Linked DNA regions of Homo sapiens: regions 2 and 3 are each linked to region 1. Evidence: chromatin contacts called from ENCODE Hi-C or POLR2A ChIA-PET data. All regions are on one chromosome and are shown on one strand. Each heading gives the region's core, a stretch centred on a gene start or an enhancer-like site at or near the end of the contact. The rest is flanking DNA. Distances are from core to core; before and after follow the strand shown.

Evidence for each region. Hi-C counts contacts between places; a loop is a spot of excess contacts on that map. ChIA-PET counts read pairs that join two places held with the same protein, here RNA polymerase II (POLR2A). Pooled maps may share reads with other maps.
Region 2: a pooled map shows a loop between it and region 1 (2.6-fold over the local background). The contact joins the enhancer-like site here to the promoter of MALSU1 in region 1. A Hi-C loop is called at or near these places in 5 of 50 pooled maps. POLR2A ChIA-PET finds 5 or more read pairs at or near these places in 2 of 52 experiments (A549 and activated T-cell).
Region 3: a map of B cell shows a loop between it and region 1 (18-fold over the local background). The contact joins the promoter of FAM221A here to the promoter of MALSU1 in region 1. A Hi-C loop is called at or near these places in 6 of 168 maps with a recorded cell type or tissue (B cell, CD4-positive, alpha-beta T cell, CD4-positive, alpha-beta memory T cell and 3 more), 2 of 37 single-sample maps with no recorded cell type and 14 of 50 pooled maps. POLR2A ChIA-PET finds 5 or more read pairs at or near these places in 1 of 52 experiments (Panc1).

The regions. Positions count from the first base shown.
Region 1 is chr7:23,296,803-23,301,205 of GRCh38, forward strand. MALSU1 (mitochondrial assembly of ribosomal large subunit 1) reads left to right here and starts at 2,537. Exons shown (of 4, transcript NM_138446.2): 1 at 2,537-2,806; 2 at 4,037-4,215. The coding sequence starts at 2,551. RefSeq lists an enhancer at 2,354-2,843.
Region 2 is chr7:22,869,629-22,874,031 of GRCh38, forward strand. No RefSeq gene overlaps it. Among named protein-coding and RNA genes, the nearest start is that of SNORD93, 15 kb to the left of the region's middle. RefSeq lists an enhancer at 3,001-3,110. Within about 2 kb of position 2,628, at least 3 of the 41 ENCODE cell types and tissues checked have a DNase peak (open chromatin) inside an H3K27ac peak, as active enhancers do.
Region 3 is chr7:23,677,614-23,682,016 of GRCh38, forward strand. It overlaps FAM221A (family with sequence similarity 221 member A), which reads left to right and starts at 2,586. Exons shown (of 7, transcript NM_199136.5): 1 at 2,586-2,670. The coding sequence starts at 2,606. RefSeq lists a silencer at 2,520-2,809 and an enhancer at 3,140-3,389.

The DNA of each region.
Region 1 (4,403 bases), core at 1,287-3,786:
CATGAGGTCAATTTGTAGACAGATACTAATTTCCATATGATTACTACATGCCAAGCACTATGGTATATAATTTGTGCTGCATATTTTATCCAATTTTTCGAGACTCTGTGAAGAAGGTATCATTCCCTCATTTTACAGATGAGGAAACTGAGGCTCAGATTAAGAACTTCAATAGTACACTGCTAATAAACAGAAGAGGTGGAATTAAATCTAAGTCTTTTCTAGTGGGGTATCATGCAGTCAAACATAAATGTTAAAGACATTTATGAACAAAGGGATGAGGGGTTTCTGAGGGGCCATCTGAGAGAGTAGGGGGAGATATCTTAATGCTTAAGGTATGTCTTACAGAGTGAGTCTGAGTTTGTCATATGAAAAAATGGGAAAAGGGTGCTCTAAAAAGAGTAGTGGCCAAGCACGGTGGCTCACACCCGTAATCCCAACACTTTGGGAGGCTGAGGCGGGTGGATCACTTGAGGTCAGGAGTTTGAGACCAGCCTGGCCAACATGGTGAAACCCCGTCTCTACTAAAAATACAAAAATTAGCTGGGGGTGGTGGCACGTGCCTGTAATCCCAGCTATTTGGGAGGCCGAGGCAGGAGAATTGCTTGAACCCTGGAGGCAAAGGTTGTGGTGAACCGAGATGGTGCCACTGCACTCCAGTCTGGGTGACAGAGCGAGACTCCATCTCAAAAAAAAAGTATATGCAAAGCTTGGCATTGAAAGGATATGGTGAGGTTGCCAGGCATGGTGGCTTATGCCTATACTCACAGCTACAGTGGGGTAGATTGCTTAAGGCCAGGAGTTTGAAACCAGCCTGGGCAACATAGTGAGATCCTGTCTTTAAAAAAATTAAAAACAAAAATTAGCTGGCCATGGTTCCACATGCCTGTAGTCCTAGCTAATTGGGAGGCTAAGGCAGGAGCACCGCTTGAGCCCAGGAGTTTGAGGATGTAGTTAGCTATGATTGTGTGACTGTACTCCAGTCTGGGTGACAAGAGTAAGACCCCATCTCTTTAAAAAATAAAAATAAAAAAGGGTATGGTGAGTTTGAAAAACAGCAAAAAGCAGATAAAGCGAAAATGATTGTAGTTGATAGAAGGGCAGCATGGAGGATGAAAAGAGTAGAAACAGACTGGAGACAGGAAAGCCAGGTAGGAGGCAGTCTCTGTAATTAGGCAAGAACTAATGAGGGTGTGGACTAAGGAAGAAACAGTGGAAATGAAGACAAGAAGCTGAACTCACAGAAACATTTTGGAGGTCACATAAGCAGGATTTTGACAACAGATTCGTTTGTTGTATGAAGATCCTGGACTGAATGAAGTCTAGGGTTTGGGAGTTTTGAAGGGATAATGACCCATTAAATGAGCTGGCAAATACAGGTGGTAAAGCAGGTCTGGGATGTTCAGAGAAGGGTGGGAACACGGAATGGATGCCAGAAGCTGGGAGAAAAGCCAAGTTCATGCCTGTGGAAAAATGGAATTGAGGATGGGGCTAAAATTGGACAGAGGAAACTTAATCTGTAATGTTTTTCTTCTTTTCAAAAATAACTTGAAGTGGTTGTACATATCTGGTGTGATATACACAAATGCTTAATTTCTCTATTTTTAAAAAACTTCCCAAAATTAGTGCTTGGAATTATTTAAAATAATGTAGCAAACATTTTTGGAGTGCCTGCTATGTGTCTGGCACTGTTTCAGGCATTTGAAATATTTGCTCTCTATGAAGCCTTCCTTTCAGCAGTTAGCAGGCCTGGAGTTCAGAAGCCAGAAACTGGCTTCTGATTCTGACGCAGTCAGTAAGTGTATGACCTGGGCAAGTTGCTTCCCTGCGGCGTCCCACGCCCCCAAAACCCCCCACCCCCCCACCCGTGCCAGGAATCTATCGCAGTTCTCAAGTCCTGTGACTTAATACCGCAGCTGGCACCTCAGAATTCCTTATTCTTACAGAGCTGGTCCCCACAGTACCGCCCCTGGGCGTAAACTCCTCCATACAGGGAGTGTAGATGATGGGCTGACCTAAGAACGGTTTCCAAATGGTCCTTTACACCTCTGCCTCCCACCCCACTCTAGCCCAGGATAACAGATTTTCCTCGCGCAATTTCAAATTTGCAAGGGAATCTTGAATATTTTCTGGTAATGAGAGAGGGTAGATTATATGTCCTAATCCCAGCCTAATCAGATTAACAGCAACTTCTGGACATTCAGTACCAGGAACTGTTTTAGGTGCTGTGGAGAGAAGAGTTAAAAATGAAACAAAAATTATTGCCTTCATGAGCCTCACATTAGTGGACAGAGTCCAAAAAAAAAGTGACAACGTAATGCGCTACTGCGACACAAAGCAAAGCAAGGTGGGCAAGCAACACTAGTTCTTTATTCCCGCACGCCCTAATCCCCAAGTAGCTCTTCCGGGTCACTGCAGTCTTCACGGGCTCCAGACTCCGCCCATGGTCCGTCCTTCAGGCCTTGACTCCGCCCACGCATCGACGTAGAATTTCCCGGCCGGGCTCCATGAAGTACCACCCACCCGCGACGCCGACGCAAGGCTGCTGCTATGGGGCCGGGCGGCCGTGTGGCGCGGCTGCTCGCCCCACTAATGTGGCGCAGGGCGGTTTCCTCGGTGGCGGGGTCCGCGGTTGGAGCCGAGCCCGGGCTTCGGCTGCTGGCCGTGCAGCGGCTTCCCGTAGGAGCAGCGTTCTGCCGGGCTTGCCAGACCCCAAACTTTGTCCGCGGCCTGCACAGCGAGCCTGGGCTGGAGGAGCGGGCGGAGGGGACGGTCAACGAGGGACGCCCAGAATCGGACGCGGCAGGTACGGGCGTGGAGAAGAACGAAGGCGACCCTCTCCGGGCAGTCTGGAGTCAGGTCCCAGCCAAGGTGGCTCTGGGTTCCCCTCTATGTGCATTTCTCTTGGAGTCACAAAACTCCTGCACATCCAGAGCTGGAAGGGACTTCAAAGGTTGTTGGCGCCAACCTTCCCGTTTCACAGTGAAGAAATTGAGGGCAAGAGATGAACTGCAGAATCCCAGCCTCCCGGACGGCCATCTCCCACCCTTGGCATCACAGTCTCACCGTCCTCACTTCCTTTTACCCTCTTCCTAGGATCCTGGGAAATGGGTTTGTGGGGACTGTTGGGGCTTGAGGATTCTGAGGAGCCAGGGTCTGGGTGCGAAGGGGTGCGTAGGAAGCGCCAGTAGGAGATGGGTCCAAGTTAATATCCTCTAGTTATTGCTGACGTTTTTAGAAACTTAAGAATGGTAAACAGATCACATCTAAGAATGTAGAGTATGAGAGGGAGAGGCCTTAGTGGGCTTAGCTACTAGGTCCTTTGGAGTCGGCTTTAGAACTTGGGCGAGCTTTTAAATTTACAGCCTGTAATACTCCAAGCTGAAGATCAGAATATCTAAATCTTTACGGGAAAAAAAATTAGATTTTCATAGGTAACAGTTGTTAATAACCCGGTGGTTTTATATGAAAACTGGAAGGTTCAAAATAATAATTACTCAAAAATGTAGCTCTTTCAGTGACTGATCTTAGGCCACAGTAATTCTCCTAGGCCTCAGTTTCTTCATCTCTCAACTGAAGGTTGTGGACCAGATACTGCCTAAGAGCCCTTCCAGCTCACAATTCTGTGACCCGTTATGACTGAGATTCAATTTAATATGCTCCAGGATATCACCTCCTACCCATTTTGTGGTGCTGTTTTTCTTTGCACAGCATTTCTGTGATTGTGGTGTATTGCTCCTTTTAAGTATTAGTAGAAAGTCATTTGTCACTGGTGTCTGGTTCTACTTGCATATGGTTAATAGCGAAGGATGTATAGTGGCTCTGCGTAATCTGAGCACCCTGACCATAAAAGTTGAGCGGTGCTATGATACTACTGCCCAGGTTCACCTTCCAGGAGGCCTTTACCCTGCTATCTGTAAAAACACTTTGGATCTAAACACCCTCATGGAGGAACAGTCAGCTGCCGGCATCTCTGGGTGCATACACGTCTATCTGCTTGGCCATCCTGATACAAACAACTATTTGTGCATTTCAGATCATACTGGTCCCAAGTTTGACATCGATATGATGGTTTCACTTCTGAGGCAAGAAAATGCAAGAGACATTTGTGTGATCCAGGTTCCTCCAGAAATGAGATATACAGATTACTTTGTGATTGTTAGTGGAACTTCTACCCGACACTTACATGCCATGGCCTTCTACGTTGTGAAAATGGTAGGATGCTTTCTTTTCTCTTTTGGACCATTAACTGAGTGGAATAGTGACAGTGCATCAGGCCAAGGAGCAACACTTAGAGGGTAAACCCATCATACAAAGTTACAGAAGAAGCCCAAATTTTCAGAATTTGCATGAATTCATTTTATGTTCTTTGATAGTGAAACATATGGGAGCAAATATCCAGC
Region 2 (4,403 bases), core at 1,378-3,877, 430 kb before region 1:
GACCCCAGAACTGTCATGTAGAGGAAGACCAAGCACAAGCCAGCTAAGAAGACCATCTGCCTGCAGTAGGCTTCCCATCCCTCATGGCACATGCAGAGCAGCCTTTGCATGTTTTAAAGGTGAAAAGGAGGCCGGGCGCAGTGGCTCATGCCTATAATCCCAGCACTTTGGGAGGCCGAGGCAGACGGATCACGAGGTCAGGAGATCGAGGCCATCCTGGCTAACACGGTGAAACCCCGTCTCTACTAAAAATACAAAACATCAGCCGGGCATGGTGGTGGGCGCCTGTATTCCCAGCTACTCGAGAGGCTGAGGCGGGACAATGGCGTGAATCCGGGAGGCGGAGCTTGCAGTGAGTCGAGATCGCGCCACTGCACTCCAGCCTGGGTGACAGAGCGAGACTCTGTCTCAAAAAAAAAAAAAAAAAAAAAAGGTGAAAAGGAAAACCTGTGTTTGTGGTCTGTTCTTCAAGGTTAAACTTGTGGTCCTTTGGCTTTTCCAAAGGCCTAGGCTTGTAGACGAATCCATCATTAATTTCCCAACAGTCCATTTCACCCAAAACAAAATCCAAACAAGCTTTAAGTCAGTGCCTGTTCATCTCCCCTCAACCATCCCCAGTCTCATCTGCTTCTTTGTTGGACAACTCCTGTGTACACTGATGGCCTCCTACCCAAAGCACCTGTGTCTCTTTGCCTGAAGATCCCTCTCCAGCCATAGGAACATGAGGGGTGGGCTGTAAGTTGCCCTGAGAACAGCTCTCAACCAAGGACAGACAAGAGTTGCTGGATAAACATCCTAGTTTCCTTGGGCCTTGGTGGGACAGTTCTGAAGTATGTCCTACACAGTCTCTCATAAGGTCCCCAGAAGGACTGACCCCAGTGGCCATCAGCGGTAACCTATATATTAACATAAGTTTTATTGGCTTTTCTCCTTCTCTGTCTCACTTCCCATTCTCTCACCATGCTTCCTGGGATCATCTTCCAAATATTAATAGATTACTTTTCACCCCCAAATCTTTGTCTCCAGGATTACTTTTGAGAGAACCCAAACTAAAACATAGTCAAGCCAGGAAGATGACACTGAAAGGAGGAGGAAGAGGAGGACACATTTTGTAGAAGATAAAATGCCACATGCTTGGAACTCAGTCATGAGCCCCAGGAAACAGTGATAGATACTTCCTTTGGTTATTCTGAAGAAACAGATACTTATGTGAAAAAAAGCTAAACACCTTTCAGTCTTCCAGGATAGAATAGACAATGATTATAAGCAGATTAAAAATATATAACCGCTGGGCACAGTGGCTCACGCCAGTAATCCCAACACTTTGGGAGGCCGAGGTGGGTGGATCACAAGGTCAGGAGTTCGAGACCAGCCTGACCAACATGGTGAAACCCTGTCTCTACTAAAAATACAAAAATTAGCCCGGCGTGGTGGCATGTGCCTGTAATCCCAGCTACTCGGGAGGCTGAGGCAGGAGAATCGCTTGAACCCAGGAGGCGGAGGTTGCAGTGAGCCGAGATCATGCCACTGCACTCCAGCCTGGGTGACAGAGTGAGACTCTGTGTCAAAATAAATAAATAAAATAAAATATATACACACACCATTGTGAGGGGTATTTAGTGCAAATTAAGACAAATCCTGCAAAGGACTAGAGGAACCAAATAGGACTGTGGAGGGAGGACAAAGGGGCAGGTGGGCCAGATCCATTGTAGACCAAGAAGTGTGGGAAGGATTAGGCTCTTAATTGCAGAAATGAATGTATTGCCAGAACAGTTTTTAAAAAGGTCACAATGACAACAATGAACAAAATAGCTAATGTTGACTTAAGTTTTACTATATGCCAGGGAGTAAAATAGGGCTTTACATAAACTATCTTATTTAATTGTCACAACATCCCTATGATATCACTTCTTTTGTTGTCCTTAATTTACAGATAGTGAGACAGAATGTGAATAAACTAACCTTGCATGGTCACACAGGTAATAGCCACAGAGGGGAAGGATATAGTTTACTCTATCTATCCATCTATCTGCTTGCATATCTATCTATTCATCCCTCATCTAAATATGTATCTCTACTTATCTATCTCTCCAAATACATATATTTTATTTATGCAGTGAGATCTGGTGGACTTTAATTGCAAAATAACTTGAGAGAAAAGAGAATTAATTATAAGAAGTACAGAAAAAGAAACAGAGCAGAAGCAATTCCTGGACTGTGCTGTACCAGGCAGATGGGCAATATAGTCAGTATGCAGTGTTGGCTCTTTCTTTGGGAGAATGAGGTCATATCTACTGGCAAGGCCCCCTTCCCTTTATTCCCACTATACTGCTTGGGAATTTCTGATTTAAAAAAAATACTGTTGATAACAGAAATGACCAATTCATCATATTGTCTTGACCAAAGAGCAGCTCATACTGTGACACACTTGCCTCTCTAGTATCTCTGGGGAGGATGTTCGTAAGTGAGATTGGAGGAGTAATCGCCCCCCAGGACCGTGGGATAGGTTGTGCACGTTGTATACTGCACAGTCCCATGGGGGTGTTAGTCTCTCTGAATGGAGTCCCCAGAGTTATGCAGTGCACAACCTGTGTATAAGGCAGCCCTGCCTGCCCCCACCAATAAGATCAGCCATATGAACTGCATGACCAATGGCACAGCTGGAGCCCTCTCATTTGTCACTGTTTCTAGGCACATTTGCAGATAAAATGTTGAGATTGTGATCAGATTATGATCAGAACTTTCAAGAGTTCTGGAAAGAAGAGTTCTGGAAAGAAACACTGACATAAAGGAGAAGAAAAGAACAGGAACTCCCTCTGAGTTTGCATAACTTTCAATGTTCACAGCCTCCTGTTGCCTTTCTAGGAGGTGCCCTACTGTGTATTGCTGGGGTCGTATAGCCAATTGGCGAACTAGCTGATAAACCCTGGACAGAAATAGAAACTACAAGAAGTGAAACAAAGTTCCATCCAAGAATGAAACAACAACTGATCACGTGAGATGCCCATGTCATCACTTGACCCACAGACAGGGGAGCAAATATATTGATGATCTGGTCCTCCTGCCGGACTGTTGGTATTCATCCCTGTAAGTGAGAGGAAGGAAACATTGCAACTTAATGGGTGAGTCCTTCCTTCTGGTGAATTTAACATCATGCATTTGCTAGATTTGCTAGCCATGCAGTTATGGTGAAAACAGGAAAGATCCCTTTGGGTTTAACTATAGATTAGCCATAGGATTTGCAACCAGGAAAAGACCTTCAAGATCAATTCTATTGGAACATGGACAATTAACATAAATAAACTGAGAAACAGACAGACTGTGTTACTTGTAGCTAATTATTTTAACTCCCATCTCAGCACTCTTTCCCAACACAACCCATTATCTTAACAACTATAATAGTACTAACAGCCATTATTATAACCAACATGTTTGTCGGGGAGAAAGGTGACAAGAGGAGGGTAGAGGACAGAATTAGTTGAACACTTACTCTGTGCCAGGCGATAGTTTTAAGCTTTCTACATCTATTCATTTCAATCCTCACAACAACTCTTACAGGTCAATAGTGTTTCCCTTTCACAAGTTAGGAAACTGAGGCACAGATAGGTGATTTTATTTGTTCAAAGTCACAGAGAGGGCACATGGCTGAGCTGAGATTCAAACCCAAGCAGTGTGACTATGAAGCTTATTATCTTAACTATTCCACCATCATCGAAGGATATATTTACAAGATTTTTTAATTGTAATAAATTCTGTGCTTTATCTTTTTTTAAAAAAAAAATTTAATTAACAAAGAATAGGAAGACTTTCTATTCTTCACCCGGAGATGGACGATACCATGTTACTTGGCTTTTATCCACATAGCTGTCTTATTTTAGGTGCTGTTATTTGAACCAGAGTACATCCAAATAAGTGTAGTTTAAAAGAAATCATGATTATAAGGGGTTCCCAGTTTTTGCAAGGCATGATTTCTATAGACTCCTCCTTAATAGCTTCCTTTATCTTGGCCATCCGTGCTCACAAACATTTTCTAGCAGAGTACCAACCGCACAAATAGAGAGTAGGATGAGATCTTCAGCTTTAAGTTGGCAACGTGTATATATCTCAATGTGAATGATCCAAGTTTTGCAAATGGGAGAAAAAGCAAAAATGCCAGATTCTTTCATTTAACTCCATTATTTAAAAAATTGTGTTTACCTTTATTATCAATGATAATTGACAGTTACGCTTGAAAATGAATTTTTTTTTTAAAGTGGAAGCTTATCACTGGCCAGAATTAAGAAATATAAATCTTTTTTTTTTTTTTTTTTTTTTTTTGAGATAGAGTTTTGCTCTTGTTGCCCAGGCTGGAGTGCAATGGTGCGATCTCGGCTCACCACAACCTCCACCTCCCAGGTTCAAGT
Region 3 (4,403 bases), core at 1,336-3,835, 380 kb after region 1:
GGCTGGAGTGCAATGGCGCCATCTCAGCTCACTGGAACCTCTGCCTCCTGGGTTCAAGCAATTCTCCTGCCTCAGCCACCCCAGTAGCGGGAATTACAGGCATGAGCCACCACACCTGGCTAATTTTTGTATTTTTAGTGGAGATGGTGTTTCACCATGTTGGCCAGGCTGGTCATGTACTCCTGACCTCAGGTGACCCACCTGCCTTGGCCTCCCAAAGTGCTGGGATTACAGACATGAGCCACCGTGCCCTGCCCCAACACACATTTCTAACCCTCTCCTTGACAATTGCCATCATAGAGCCTGGAAAACTAAGTACTGGATTGGCTTTCCCAGTTTTCTCTATACCAAGGTGTGGCCATGTGAGACATAAATGAAAATTTTTTTGCAGAGGCCTCTAGGAAAACTCTTTGATAAAAGAAACAAATGATGTTGGTGGCCCTCCTTTTTCCTTTCTTGAATTTGGGTATGATTTCTGGAGTTGTAACAGCTCTTGCAACCATGAGGAAAATGCTCTAAACCAATGTGAGCAACTACCTACCCCCACTCTTCTTTAAAGCAATAAAAAATAAAATTTATGTTTAATTAAGCCACTGTTAGTTGAATTATTCTGTTATTTTCAGAAGAAAGCATTCTTAACCTATACATCACAGCAAAATGCTGGCAAATCCTATCTCATAAACTTTCATGAGGATTGAATAAATAAAATGCCTAACACTTGCCTAGGCAATTTACATGTTCCTCTGTCCACCCTACTTCCTAGATCAATTTAGCTACACATTGGGAGGAAGTTATAGTTTGATTATACCTTTTTATTAAAGCAGAGGTGAGTACCATATACAGTATTTTAATTTGCAAATCTGTCAGCTTTATGTAAGGTCAGGATAACATTTTCTAGTTTGTTCCATACTCTTATTCGTCACGCTCAATATTTTTGTTGACTTCTTTGGCCAGAAGAGTTTACTGCTCCAGCATCTTCCTGGAAGAGTCCACAATTGGGCTAAATCTATTTTAACCATTTCCCTCTAGATTTTTAAATTGTACTTGCCTACACAGACATTCCCCTGCCACTTTTCTGTAAGCCTGCAGAGCCTGGCATTTTCTTCTATTTTTCTTTGTTAGTTCAGTTGCTGCCTAAAAGCAAGACTAGGCTCTCATAGAGGTAGAATGGGGCTGGGCGTGGTGGCTCACGCCTGTAATCCCAGCACTTTGGGAGGCTGAGGCGGGCAAATCACGAGGTCAGGAGATCAAGACCAGCCTGGCCAACATGGTGAAACCCTGTCTCTACTAAAAATACACACACACACACACACACAAAAGCCAGGCGTGGTGGCTAGTGCCTGTAATCCCAGCTACTCAGGAGGCTGAGGCAGGAGAATTGCTTGAACCTAGGAGGCAGAGATTGCAGTGAGTCGAGATCCCGCCACTGCACTCCAGCCTTGGAGACGGAGCAAGACCCCATCTGGGAGGTGTCGGGTGGAAGAGGTAAAATGGACAGCAGCAAACCACACGTGTGATAGGAGAGAATACTGAGCTGAGATCAGTTTCCTAAAATATGAATCCGATTTCAGGATCACTCATTTATCTGACTGTCAAGAACGCCTCTGAACAGGAGGAAGACTTTGGGGAGAGGGTGGGGTTTGTTGAAAGGGTACCGAGAAGGGAGGTGGGTGGTACCCAAACAATTTGTTTACATAATGTTTTATGGACCTGAAATATGTAGAACAGTACTTTGAAACTAAAGTACTGTACTGAAGTTTAATTATTTTTCTTATTGTTTGCATATTCTCCCTCCCAGATACTTTACAGAGGGCGCTAAAGCTGATCCCCTGGGAGCTTCAGAGTTTAATGACTTCGCCTGAAGATTTCCTATTCTTTTCCACAACGTGCTAAGTCAAATTATGGCCAAATTACCAATCGCATGGTAATTCAGCTTCTAAATATATTTTGCAGAGTGTTTCCAAAAGTTAAAAAACAACAACAAAACTTCACCTAAATTGTTTTTACTTGCTTCACCTTAAATCAGTTATTCGGTTCCTTTGAAGAACATGTAGCTTTAGCAACCCCCAAAGTGAACCCAGATACCCAGGACTACTGATTGTTACATCAGAGTTTTTGAAAACGCCAATACTGGAAACAGGCCGACAGTTAAGGAGAGGCAGGCCTCAAACTAAAGCAGAACCTTCTCAAAACTACTTATATTTCAAGAGATGGATTAAGCGAAAAGAGCTGTACAAAGAAATAAGCCATTTTCTATGCGCCTGTTATATGCAAGGCACTGCACTCCCTTGTCACTTGTTAATTTACAAGAAGACTCGCCGGTCCAGGGAAGGGAGAGGGGAATAGGTGCAAGGTTTGTGGAGGGCGGCAAACTGCACTCCATGTGGCGCGAGGCTGCGCTTGCGGAGATCCGGGTTCTGGTGCCTGGCGCCGGCAGCCAGTAGGGGCGCGCGTCCTGCGCAGTTGCCGCGCGCGGCCTCCTCGGGCTTCAGGCCGGGCCAATCAGGAGGCGGGCGGGAGGGGGCGCGGTACCGGGAGGGAACGGGGCGGGTCGGGCTTCGAGGTCAGCTGGTCCGCAGGGAAGCCTTTGGCTTCCCCACCGGCAATGGAGCGGTTGACGTTGCCTCTCGGCGGCGCGGCGGCGGTGGACGAGTACCTGGAGTACCGGAGGTGAGGCTGTGGCTCCGGGCCTGCCCCCCCGCCGCTCCGAGGGGCCAGGATCCCTGGGCTGGGGGCGCGAGCAGGGGCCCGGCGGGCGTCCGCGGGGGTTCCCGGAATCTGTGCCTGGGCTGTTGGGGGAGGCCTAGATGAATTCCAGTTTAGTCTTTGCCTAATTAAATATTGTAGGGCCACGCGGTTCTATGCAGTGATGAGTCTTCCAATAACATTTAAGAGGCCCCTCTGCTCCCTTCCAAGAAGGATGACTAACTCTAGATTGATACAGAGGTCCAGCTGTTTTTTAAATGGCCATTGAAAACAGGCACATCGAGTACTCGGGGCTATAGAAGTTAGCATACATCAAATTAACCCAGTAATTGAGTCAACCGTGAACTTCTGAACGCGCTCCCCACCCCGAGGTGCTGGTTTTAGGAGAAAGGCACCGACTGGTGTTTGGTATTCTGGAGAAACCCCTTCCGAAACTGGAAACGGAGTCGCTCCTTTGGCCTGAGGACGCGGTTCATTGTCCTGGATCCTGACCGAGGCTGGTGCACCTGCAGCGACGCGCTCTTTTTCCGCTTCCTGGGGTTTTTGATCGTCCGGAATCTGGGCGGATGGGAAGTCCTGGAGAGGACCGCCTGAGGACGCGGAGTTGGGGCGGGAGGATGTGTGTGTACAAGCGGAGGGGAGACGCTCCAGGCTCCGCCAGGGAGGCCGGAGCGAGCGACAGGGGCTCCTCTGCGGCATCGTGGGTGGCCCAGATGACCCAGAGGTGTGCGCGCAGACGGCCCCCCAGCTGACTGTTCTCCCCTGCTCTGACTGCCCTGTTTGTGTAGTTTTGGGTAACCCTTAGAACTGCCTGGATATTCTGAGCCAGAAGAATAAGGGCTAGGAGCTTGATGGGGTCAGTTCCCACGCCCGGTTCAGGGTCAGAACAACCACCATCCCGTCCTCTCCCAGAGCAGAGCCGGCTCCTTTAGCCTCCAGTTCTCCAGAGCTTTTGCCTGGGAGCAAGTTGCTGGAGCTGGTGTTGACTGATAACTTGGATATTTAGATATGTGAATTGTGGGCCTCCAGTTGACTCTTGCCTAGCTCCGAACATGTTAGGGCAGACCTATGTATGTAGTTATTTATTTTATTGAGAAATTATTTAGTTATTTATTTTATTGAGACGGGGTCTGACTCTTTCCCAGGCTGGAGTGCAGTGGCGCGATCTCGGCTCACCGCAATCTCCGCTTCCTGGGTTCAAGTGATTCTCCTGCCTCAGCCTCCCGAGTAGCTGGGACTACAGGCGGCCAGCTAATTTTTGTATTTTCTGTAGAGACGGGATTTCACCACGTTGCCCAGGCTGGTCTTGAACTCCTGGACTCAAGCTATCCACCTGCCTCGGCCTCCTAAAGTGTTGGGATTACAGGCCTGGGCCACCGCGCCCGGCTGGGAAATTATTTTTGCAATCGTAAATAACTTGCAACACTTCCCTCTGAAAGAGATTATCAGGTCCTTTACTGACGTCAGAATTTTAGAAAAGTGGGGAAAACAGGACTTGAGTACCTAGATATGAAAAGGTGGGCTGGGAAGGTGGGGTGGGAAGATGAGTCAAAATATGAGTTTAGAAGGAAACAAACTTTCCTTCCGAAGAGTTTTCCTGGATTTGCTCTTGCCTAGGTACTTCGGTGGGAGTCGGTTGGGAGGGGAAGCATGCAGCCTTGTTACTCACACTGTGGGAGGCCCTGACCAGTGTCCTG